2 separate regions of the Homo sapiens genome follow, and region 1 is linked to region 2. Evidence: chromatin contacts called from ENCODE Hi-C or POLR2A ChIA-PET data. All regions are on one chromosome and are shown on one strand. Each heading gives the region's core, a stretch centred on a gene start or an enhancer-like site at or near the end of the contact. The rest is flanking DNA. Distances are from core to core; before and after follow the strand shown.

Region 1 (4,610 bases), core at 1,884-4,383, 650 kb after region 2:
GAAAAACATATAAAGGTTAAGGATACAGGCTCTGGAACCTTTGATGTGATTAAGTAATTTGCTCAAGATTGTACCAATAATAGAGAGTGGGGCTGTGAGGACTAAATGAGTTAAGACATGAAAAACCCTGAGTATACAGTAAATGCTAAATACTGGCTTAAGGCTGCATGTCATCGAAGACAGATCATGTCTTGTTCACTGTGGTGTCCCTGTCACCTAGCTTGGTACCTGGCACACAGTAGGCATTCAGTCCTTATTGACCGAGTCCATAAATGACTGTCAGCTTTTAATCCCTTGCAGATCACCTTGTCTTTTGCTTCCTGTTTTTACAATCAATAGTCTTTAGAAGCAAAGATCATTTAAAGAAAAACCAAATATGTAGGGGTTATCTGCCTTGCCTAAGAAATGGTGCTGTGTGGAATTTCCTTGTTTAAGAAGAGATACGTGTTAGAAGAATTGGCTTCTGATTCTCTTTGCTGTGTCTTGCTGTGTAATTCAAGTTGGCTGCACAGCAATTTAATGAATTAGAACAAGAACCAAAAGATTATTGAAAGTGGCTGATGGCCATAATCTAGATAATTCCTACTGTGTCCCCATCCATCTGCCACTTTAAAATGAAAATAGCAAGGCAAAAGAAAGATAATTGGAAGGCATTATGGTGTCTTGCACCCTCATTCAGCCATTCTACAAATATCTATTAGGTACCTTCCATCTGTCAGGCACTGGGAATATGGGAAAGAATAAAAGTCAAATTCCTGTCCCCATGGAGTTGTTCGTTGTTTTCATGGGAAAAGGCAGTGGTAAACAATGACTGTACCATCTCGCTGGCACCCCTAGAACAGAACATCTAAGCACCTGTTGCTGGAGGCCATTTCTGGGCCGGTGCACCTTTGATCCACCTCCCTGGCACTCAACTGACAGACAACAGGATTTCTCGTGGCGTCCAGGGCTGCATGTCCTCTTGGGTTACCTCGACCTGATCAGCTGGCTCCACTGTGTGTTTCCAGTGTGAGGTGTGAGGTCACCATCCGCTGCCATTACACAAAGACCCATTTCCCCTGGGCCATTGCTCAAGTATGACAGAGCTGATTGTCCTGTATGGAAACTCAGCCACTCACAGCTCTGCCCAGTGAGACAGGCAATGACTATCTGATCATGGTTGCTGACACAGTGCTTGTGGTGGGGAGTGTCCCTATCTGGAGGCAAACAGCCGAGTGGCTGCTGTGCCCTCAACAAGCCCCACCCTGCTTCACGGTGAGGAAACAGCCCCCACCCAACCAGTCCTCTCCCCAGCCTCCAGTTGAGTCAGGTGCCCCCCTCCAAGTGTTTATGTAATTTGTGCTGATCTTACCAGGGTCAAAGCACTTACCACATTACTTTGTCTAACTATTATTCTTTCATGACACAAAACATATTTATTGTTGAAAATGTTTAAATGTAGTAGGTAACATCTATTATCCCACTACCTGGAAATAATAGCTGTTGACAGATTGGCATAACTCCAAGAAATTTTTTTAAATCTGGAAAACATCGCTTTTAAAACTCATTATTATTCAGTGATCTGTGTCAATAAATGGCATTGAAACAGCTAGATAGACACTTTCCTCCTTCAGCCACAATCATTTCCAGACAGGTCAAAGATTTAAATGGAGAAAGGCTTTCAAAGCATGTCCCCAAACCTAGAAACCATGCAGGAAAAGGCAAATGAATTTGCCCGTGCAAAAACTGTAGAGCTTTCATACATTGGCGTCCATTTGGCAGGATTCAGTAAGGGCAGAAGCTGTACATAGCTGCGGTTCTAGGTAATTCTAGAACTTTCTAGAAGCTTTCTCGTATGTCAACAAGGAACAGAGTACAGACTTTTCACTCAACATCATTTGTAATAGCAGGAAAAAATGGGAACAAACCTCAAACACCATCAATAGGGGAATAGGAAATAAACTGCAGTATGTATTCATGCAATGAAATATTAAATGGCAGTGAAGACAAATGAACTAGAATGATTCCCCCACCACCACCCCAGACCCCTGATTTTGCCTCTGTCCCAGGAACAATAGGCAATGTCTGGAGACCTTTTTAGTTGTCACACTTGGAGGTGAGGGTGGTGAGCATCTAGTGGGTAGAGGCCAGGGATGCTGCTGAACATTTTGCGACGCACAGGACGGCCCCCACAACGAGGAATTACCCAGCAGAAACATGTCAGCAGTGCCGAGGCTGAGAAACAGAGACGACTCAACATCTTGGCAGATCTCACCAACAACCTTAAGTGAAAAAGGAGGCTGCAAAACGATCTATCTGGCATCGTTTACAGATGCATACGTATATAGTAAAACTAAAAGCAGACGAGAATAATAAACACCAACTTGTAGAGGGGTCACCTCTAGGGAGGGAGAGAGGGCATGGAATCAGAGAGGGGCATGAAAGGGCTTCAGCTGCCAAGAGCCAGACAGCTTAGGTTCTAATCCCGGTTCCACCACTGACACTGTGTAACCTCCGCAGGTTGCTTGATCAATCGGGGCCTCAGTTATCACAACTGTAAAATGGGATGATATTGATAATAGTGCCTTCTTCACAGGATTGTGGTGAGGGTTAAATACGTTAACCAATGTAGAGCACTTAGAACAGTGTGTGGCTCATAGTAAGAACTATATGTTTTTGTCACCGTTTTCATCATGATGATGAGTATCTATGATGTTCTATTTTTAAAATATCAGAAGTGAATATGGCATGTGTGTGAAACATCTCAGCGTTCTGCCTTGACAAGGACCTTCACTCCTCCTCCCACCCCCACCAGCCAAGTGAATTTCACCCTCAGCACTTAGTCTATATTTGTTAAGGCTGGCCATCCGGAACATACTCTCCAAATCTGAGACAATTCATCCAAGCAGTGTGTTTCCTTTTCCTCTTCCCCCACCACCACCGCCACCCCCCACCATGATGCTGGAAACTTTTCTTTATTGATACAGATGATGAGCAATGCGGTGATAAGTGTGTATCCCCCGGCTGTTTTCGCGTTTTCACTAAATTGATGGCTATGGGATTACCGGATTAACAAGGTGCACATTTTGACACTTTGGCAGCATTGCCAAATGGTTCTAAAAGCTTGCCCCAGTTGACACTCCCACCTGCCGACGACAGTGTTGTCACTGTTTCCTGTTGCCGCCCTCACTAGGGTAGGAGCTTCTCAAGCACAGGAACTGTGACATTTGTCCGTGTATTCTCAATGTCTTGAGAGGTGCCTGGCAAAATTTGGTTGAATGGATTAAGGCTTTACCTTAATCACCAGGTAGGTAAGGAGGATAGAGAAAAATAAGACACTCGTGCCCTCAAGAACTTACAATTTAGGTTTGTTTGAAAGTTAACTGAGAATTCCAAGTCTAAGGGTGCTGGTGAGAGTGGCCTGGCAAAGCCAGCCCAGGAAGAGCTGCTGAGCAGGTTGTAAGGAACGAGGATGCCCCACCCCCCCTCCTTGGCAAAGCAGAGGATGGTATTCCAGACAGGTCACAAACAGCTCAAGCAAAGACGTGGTGACAGGGATGAGGAAGGCACGCTTGCGGATCGCTAGAATGGAGGTTGCCTGGGCACAGACACCTTGGAGGATCCGATTAGCAAGAAAGGCAGGGCCTGTCCGGATGGGGGCAAGCCTTGCCCAACAGACTAAGAAGTTTAATCTTTATCCTAGAGGCCACTGAGAGCTACCGGGGGTGGGGCGTTATGGGGAGGCAGGGCTGCTCTGAAACAGGAAGATTAATCACAGCTGGGCTGCCTGCCGCTGGCTGCCTGTCACATGGGAGCTGTGCTGCCCTCAAGCTGCCCAGCTGGAGCACCCTCTTTCCAGGTGACCAAAGCTGGATCCGGGTGCCCCCTGGCTTAGGAAGGGCAGCCCTGGGCAAGTGTGAGGGAGTGAAGACCAGGCCTGAGAAGCAGGGAGAAGCTGTTTGTCAGGGAAGTGTAGTCACCAGGATCAGGGTGGCTTCCCCTCCACAGCCCCTTACTCATCCCTGTTGCCACACCTGTGCTCGGGCTGACAGTGACAGTGGTGTCCTGGAGCTCTCTGTGACTCTTATTTTTTTAGAGACAGGGTCTTGCAATGTTCTTTCTACTTAATTTTATTTCTTACAAAAGATTGGCCTTTCACAAGCATCATCCAGCGCAGCTAAGCATAGTGGTTACTAGCACTGACCCTGGGCAAGACTACCTGGTCTTCACTCCCAGCTCTAGTGCTTACTAGCTGTGTGTCCTTGGGCAAGTCACTTCACCTCTCTGTGTCTCATTGTTATACATAAAATGGGGGATACTGTTAACCCATCTCATAGAGTCCTCAGGAGGATTAAGTTACATGTATGTAAAGCTCTTATAACAACTTTTGGGAAGTAATTAGTGCTCTTTCCATGTTTATTAAATGCATATAATAGAAAATGAATGTATCCAGAGAGGCAGTCTGACTTACCTAAGGTCACACAGCAAATTAGAGACAGAGCTAGAATCAGAGCCCAAACCTCTGCCATGGCAGGTAGCCCTGCTAGTCTTGTTTGGGGTTATTTGCCCCTGACCAAGGTCCATAGGGCTTCTGGGGAGGATCTATGTGTCCTGACATTGGATAGTTTACT
Region 2 (4,385 bases), core at 1,401-3,900:
ATCTGGCTTCTGTGAGGAGTGGGATTGGAGGGTGAAGATACAGGGCCTGAGACCTGTCAGGAGGTTGTAGCAACAGGGCAGAAAGAGAAAGTGTGATCCAAAAGGAAGGTAGCTGTCACAGTAGAGTGTCTGTGAACCTCAGTTTTCTCCTCTGTAAAATGGGAGGGTCTTGAGGATTATATACAGCAATGCATATATATGATGTATATGTATGTTTGTATATGGATTGATGCATATAAAGTGCTGCCACATAGTAAACACACAATGATTGTCAACTGTTACTAATGTGGCCGGCTTAGTAAATTGTGCAGCTAGTATTTGGCTCCAGGTCTACCTCGTTAACCATGGTGAAATAATGAGATTAGATTGCTCAGGAGTCTCCTCCTCTTTCCATCCTCCTGGCCTCCTCTCTCCTCAATAGAGCCCCTGGGGTAGTCGGGAGACGGGAGGGATCAGTTGCTGGAGTCCTGACATGATTTTTCCTTCTCCCCAGATCACTGAGACCCAGAGGCTGGGCCTGGCTATGGCCCTAGAACCTAACACCACCTTCCTGAGGAAGTCCCTGAAGGCCGCCTTGAAACATTTGGGCCCCTGACCATCCACCAAGGGACCACCCTCTTGGTGCTCCATCACCAGCTTCCTGAAGGGCATTTCTTTCTTCACCACCTTGTCTTGAGCCCTAGCCTGAGGATAAAGGCTGAGCCTGGCCATCCCAGATTGCAACTGCCTCCCTGTTACAGGCTGCATAGGGAATATTGGCTTCCCAGCCAGCAGGGAGGCTCCTGGGCTAAGGGAGCTCAGCTATATTTTCTTTTTCATTTCTTTTGTTTTTGAGAGAAGGTATTGCTCTGTCATCCAGGCTGGAGTGCAGTGATGCGATTGATCATGGCTCACTGTAACCTCTGCCTCCCAGGCTCGATCCTCCCATGTCAGCCTCCCAAGTAGCTGGGACTACATGCACATGACACTATGCCCAGCTAATTTTTTATTTTGTAGATAATATGCTGGTCAGGGCTGGTCTTGAACTCCTGAGCTCAAGTGATCTTCCTGCCTTGGCACCCAAAGTGTTGAGATTTACAGGTGTGAGCCACCACACCAGGCCAGAGCTATATTTCCAAAGGCTGCTGGCCCCAGGCACACTCCTCATCAATTCTCAGGCTGCAGGGACAAACTTTCCGATAGGGCTCAGTAGGATCAAGCCGACCCAGAGTGGGCATGGGATGCTCCAGGAGGTCTGGGGTACCAGTGGGCTCAGATGAAGCTCTTGTGCTCATGTATATTATGACCTTCTGTGTTTTTGTTTCTGACTTGAATAATTTATCAATGGTGTTGAATAAAAGCAAGTTCAATAATGTCTTTTTCTTTTTTTTTTTTCGAGTCTGAGTCTCGCACTGTCGCCCAGGCTGGAATGCAATGGCATGATCTCGGCTCACTGCAACCTCTGCCTCCCCAGTTCAAGCGATTCTCCTGCCTCAGCCTCTTGAGTAGCTGGGATTACAGGCGCATGCCACCATGACCCGCTCATTTTTGTATTTTTAGTAGAGACGAGGCTGGTCTCAAACTCCTGACCTCAGGTGATCCGCCTGCCTCCCAAAGTGCTGGGATTACAGGCGTGAGCCACCACGCCTGGCCAATGTCTTATTAGAAGCAGTACCTTCCTTCCCATGAATTCTGGGTATTGAGCCCATCCGCACCCCCTCCACTTCCCTGCTCAATGACAAGGAACATCTTTTTCCTGGTGAGGGGAAGGGTGTAGGGTATCTTATTCACCCTCTGAGGGCCAAATAATGTGTAATACCACCCACCCCATCCTATAGGAGCTGCCCCCACCAGGCAGGGGGGTAGGTGAGAATGGGCATCTTAAAGGTGGGAGTGACTCAGTCTGGAGTTCGGGAAGGGTTTTGGGCAGATGAATCCGAGGAGAGATCTGAAGGGCTCTGGGGGTTACTGTGGCTAAGAGGATGAGACCCATTGGACAGAGGAAAGAGCAGAGAAGACACCTTATGGGTGTGCAGTGCTGTGTGCCTGTTTTACATCCTTGTATTCCTGTAGCACCTGGCTAGACGCCTTATTCATAGCAGTCACACTTAAAACGTAGATGTTATCAAATTAACTATCAAGTGAAAGTTCACTTAAGGACTTTCCCAGCTCTTCCCCTCTGCAGGCGTTGAAAGGACAGGAACAGAACTTTCCGGACACTTCCCTTACCACGAGTCCACGTTAGAGCAAGGTGCTGAGGGAGGGAGGTCGGGCCAGGCTTCCTTTTGAGAACATAAGCTGGTGCGGAGGGCGCGAGGGGAGAGGGGTTTGAGGGACAAGCGTGCCGGAATCCACGCTGTCAGTGAACATCACTGGGCTGTACCAGTACGTGTGACTACCGAAGCTCGAGCCCCGAACCCAGCCGCTTCCCTAGGGGTCCAGCAGCAGCGGGCGCGAATCGGCACATTACCGGGGGACCGCGGGGCGCTCAGGACTGCGACAACTCTGTGGGTTACCGCGCCGGCCTAGCGGCCCAGCGACGCCCCCCAGCGGCCAGAGAAGGCCGCGCTTCTCGGGGTTGGCCCACCCAACCGCTCTGCGGGTAGGACCGAGGAGCAAAGCATTATCGCGAGATCAGGGCCACTATTTGAGCGCATGCGCAAGACATGCTAGTCTCTTTTCCGGTTAGCGCGGCGTGAGAAGCCATGAGGTGAGTTGGTCCTGAAAGCCCTATCCGCGTTCATCCGCGCCTTCAGGTGCCCCGCCGAGGGTTCGGATCCTGTAGGCCGCGCCGCGGACCCTTGCGCCACCTGCGCCGCGGGGCATTTCTCAAGGCGGGTCGGCCTGCGGGTCGCCCTTCCTACCAGGTCCGATCACTGAGAGCCTCCCTCTTCCACCGGGGCTTGGGTCTGGGTCTGAGCTCCCGTCGCTCTACTTGGTGTCCGGAATCTACGGGGGAGTCCGCCGTGGGCCGCCCGCCCGTCTCGAAGCCTAGACCTCGGAGGCTTCCAGGCAGTCCGAGCGTGTGGACTCCGCGGCCCTGAGCGCCCTGTCGCTTCTCTCCCGCAGCAGCAAAGTCTCTCGCGACACCCTGTACGAGGCGGTGCGGGAAGTCCTGCACGGGAACCAGCGCAAGCGCCGCAAGTGAGTGCCGACCCTGGGGCACGGCGCGGGTGGCGAGGGCCGGCGGGTGCTTAACCCCCCTCCTCTCTCGAAGGTTCCTGGAGACGGTGGAGTTGCAGATCAGCTTGAAGAACTATGATCCCCAGAAGGACAAGCGCTTCTCGGGCACCGTCAGGTTGGCACCGTTCTGATCCCACCCAGCCCTCAGTGCCCCCGTGCTTGCCCCTCCCCTGCAGGCTCCCGCTGAGCCGGAGGCGGGCACGTCGGTACTGATGTGCTAGGGTAGTTCAGACCCCCTGCTCCGGGCAGGCGCGGCTGGACGGACCCCCACCCTGGGTCTTAAAACATGAGGGGAGGCGTGGGTAGGCCTCGGCCGAGCCCGCCGGCCAGCCTGAGAAGCCAGGCTGGCTGCTGGTGAATGTGAACGCTCCGGGTAAGGCTCGGTGGCTGCTGCGGTCCCAGACCCTTCACCGGCCCTTGGGACCCAGGGCTAGGCGTAACCTGTTGGTGCTGTCCCCCAAAACGCAGGCTTAAGTCCACTCCCCGCCCTAAGTTCTCTGTGTGTGTCCTGGGGGACCAGCAGCACTGTGACGAGGCTAAGGCCGTGGATATCCCCCACATGGACATCGAGGCGCTGAAAAAACTCAACAAGAATAAAAAACTGGTCAAGAAGCTGGGTGAGTCCGGCCGCTGTGGTTTTGCATGTGAGATGTGTGGTGGGGGCGGTAGAAAGGCTTTTCTGCCATTTTCGATTTTTAAATGATGAGGGGCCTAGAATAGCAAAGGATCGGCGGTGGTTGCCTAGCTTGCCTGAGTGCTGTTTTAGCTTTGGGGTGGTTTGATGTTTGTATTGCTATGAGGATTCCAGTTGATGAGGGAGGCCAGGCATTGTAAGTTGACCAGCCAGGTGCTGGTGAACTATGATTTGGAAATCTTTACGCTGCGTTGTTTAGGCAGTGGCATTAGACTGCTTTTACAGGTAGGAAGCAGACATTCCCAGTTGTCACGTGTCCAGGGTCCACAGCTAAGAAATAGGCAGAATTCGAGCCCAGGCAGTCTTGACCAGAGCATCCGTTGTACAGCGGTTATGCCATGGATCATGGGTCAGCCTGGTTTTCTGAGAGCATGTTTTGGGACCAGTGAAGGTCCAGAGGACTTTCTGGAAACCGTTTGGGCTAGGGAAAAGACTGAGGCGGGGTCTTAGAGAGGGTGCTGCTTGGAGGTCACTTACATGATTGATTCAAGTGCGTTTCTGGCCTGCCACATTTGAGGTGTGCCTTGGT

What was found. A loop is a pair of places that touch in the nucleus more often than their neighbours do. ChIA-PET counts read pairs that join two places held with the same protein, here RNA polymerase II (POLR2A). Pooled maps may share reads with other maps.
Region 1: a loop to region 2 is called in a pooled map, with 4 times the contacts of the local background. The contact joins the enhancer-like site here to the promoter of RPL10A in region 2. A Hi-C loop is called at or near these places in 4 of 50 pooled maps. POLR2A ChIA-PET finds 5 or more read pairs at or near these places in 3 of 52 experiments (T-cell, activated B cell and activated CD4-positive, alpha-beta T cell).

The regions. Positions count from the first base shown.
Region 1 is chr6:36,117,603-36,122,212 of GRCh38, forward strand. It overlaps a transcript of MAPK14 not described here. Among named protein-coding and RNA genes, the nearest start is that of MAPK13, 11 kb to the right of the region's middle. RefSeq lists a silencer at 3,066-3,115. Within about 2 kb of position 3,134, at least 23 of the 41 ENCODE cell types and tissues checked have a DNase peak (open chromatin) inside an H3K27ac peak, as active enhancers do.
Region 2 is chr6:35,465,751-35,470,135 of GRCh38, forward strand. RPL10A (ribosomal protein L10a) reads left to right here and starts at 2,651. Exons shown (of 6, transcript NM_007104.5): 1 at 2,651-2,689; 2 at 3,049-3,123; 3 at 3,197-3,277; 4 at 3,631-3,779. The coding sequence starts at 2,685. It overlaps FANCE (FA complementation group E), which reads left to right. Exons shown (of 10, transcript NM_021922.3): 10 at 494-1,352. The coding sequence ends at 595. RefSeq lists enhancers at 2,091-2,140, 2,417-2,973, 3,151-3,220, 3,281-3,380.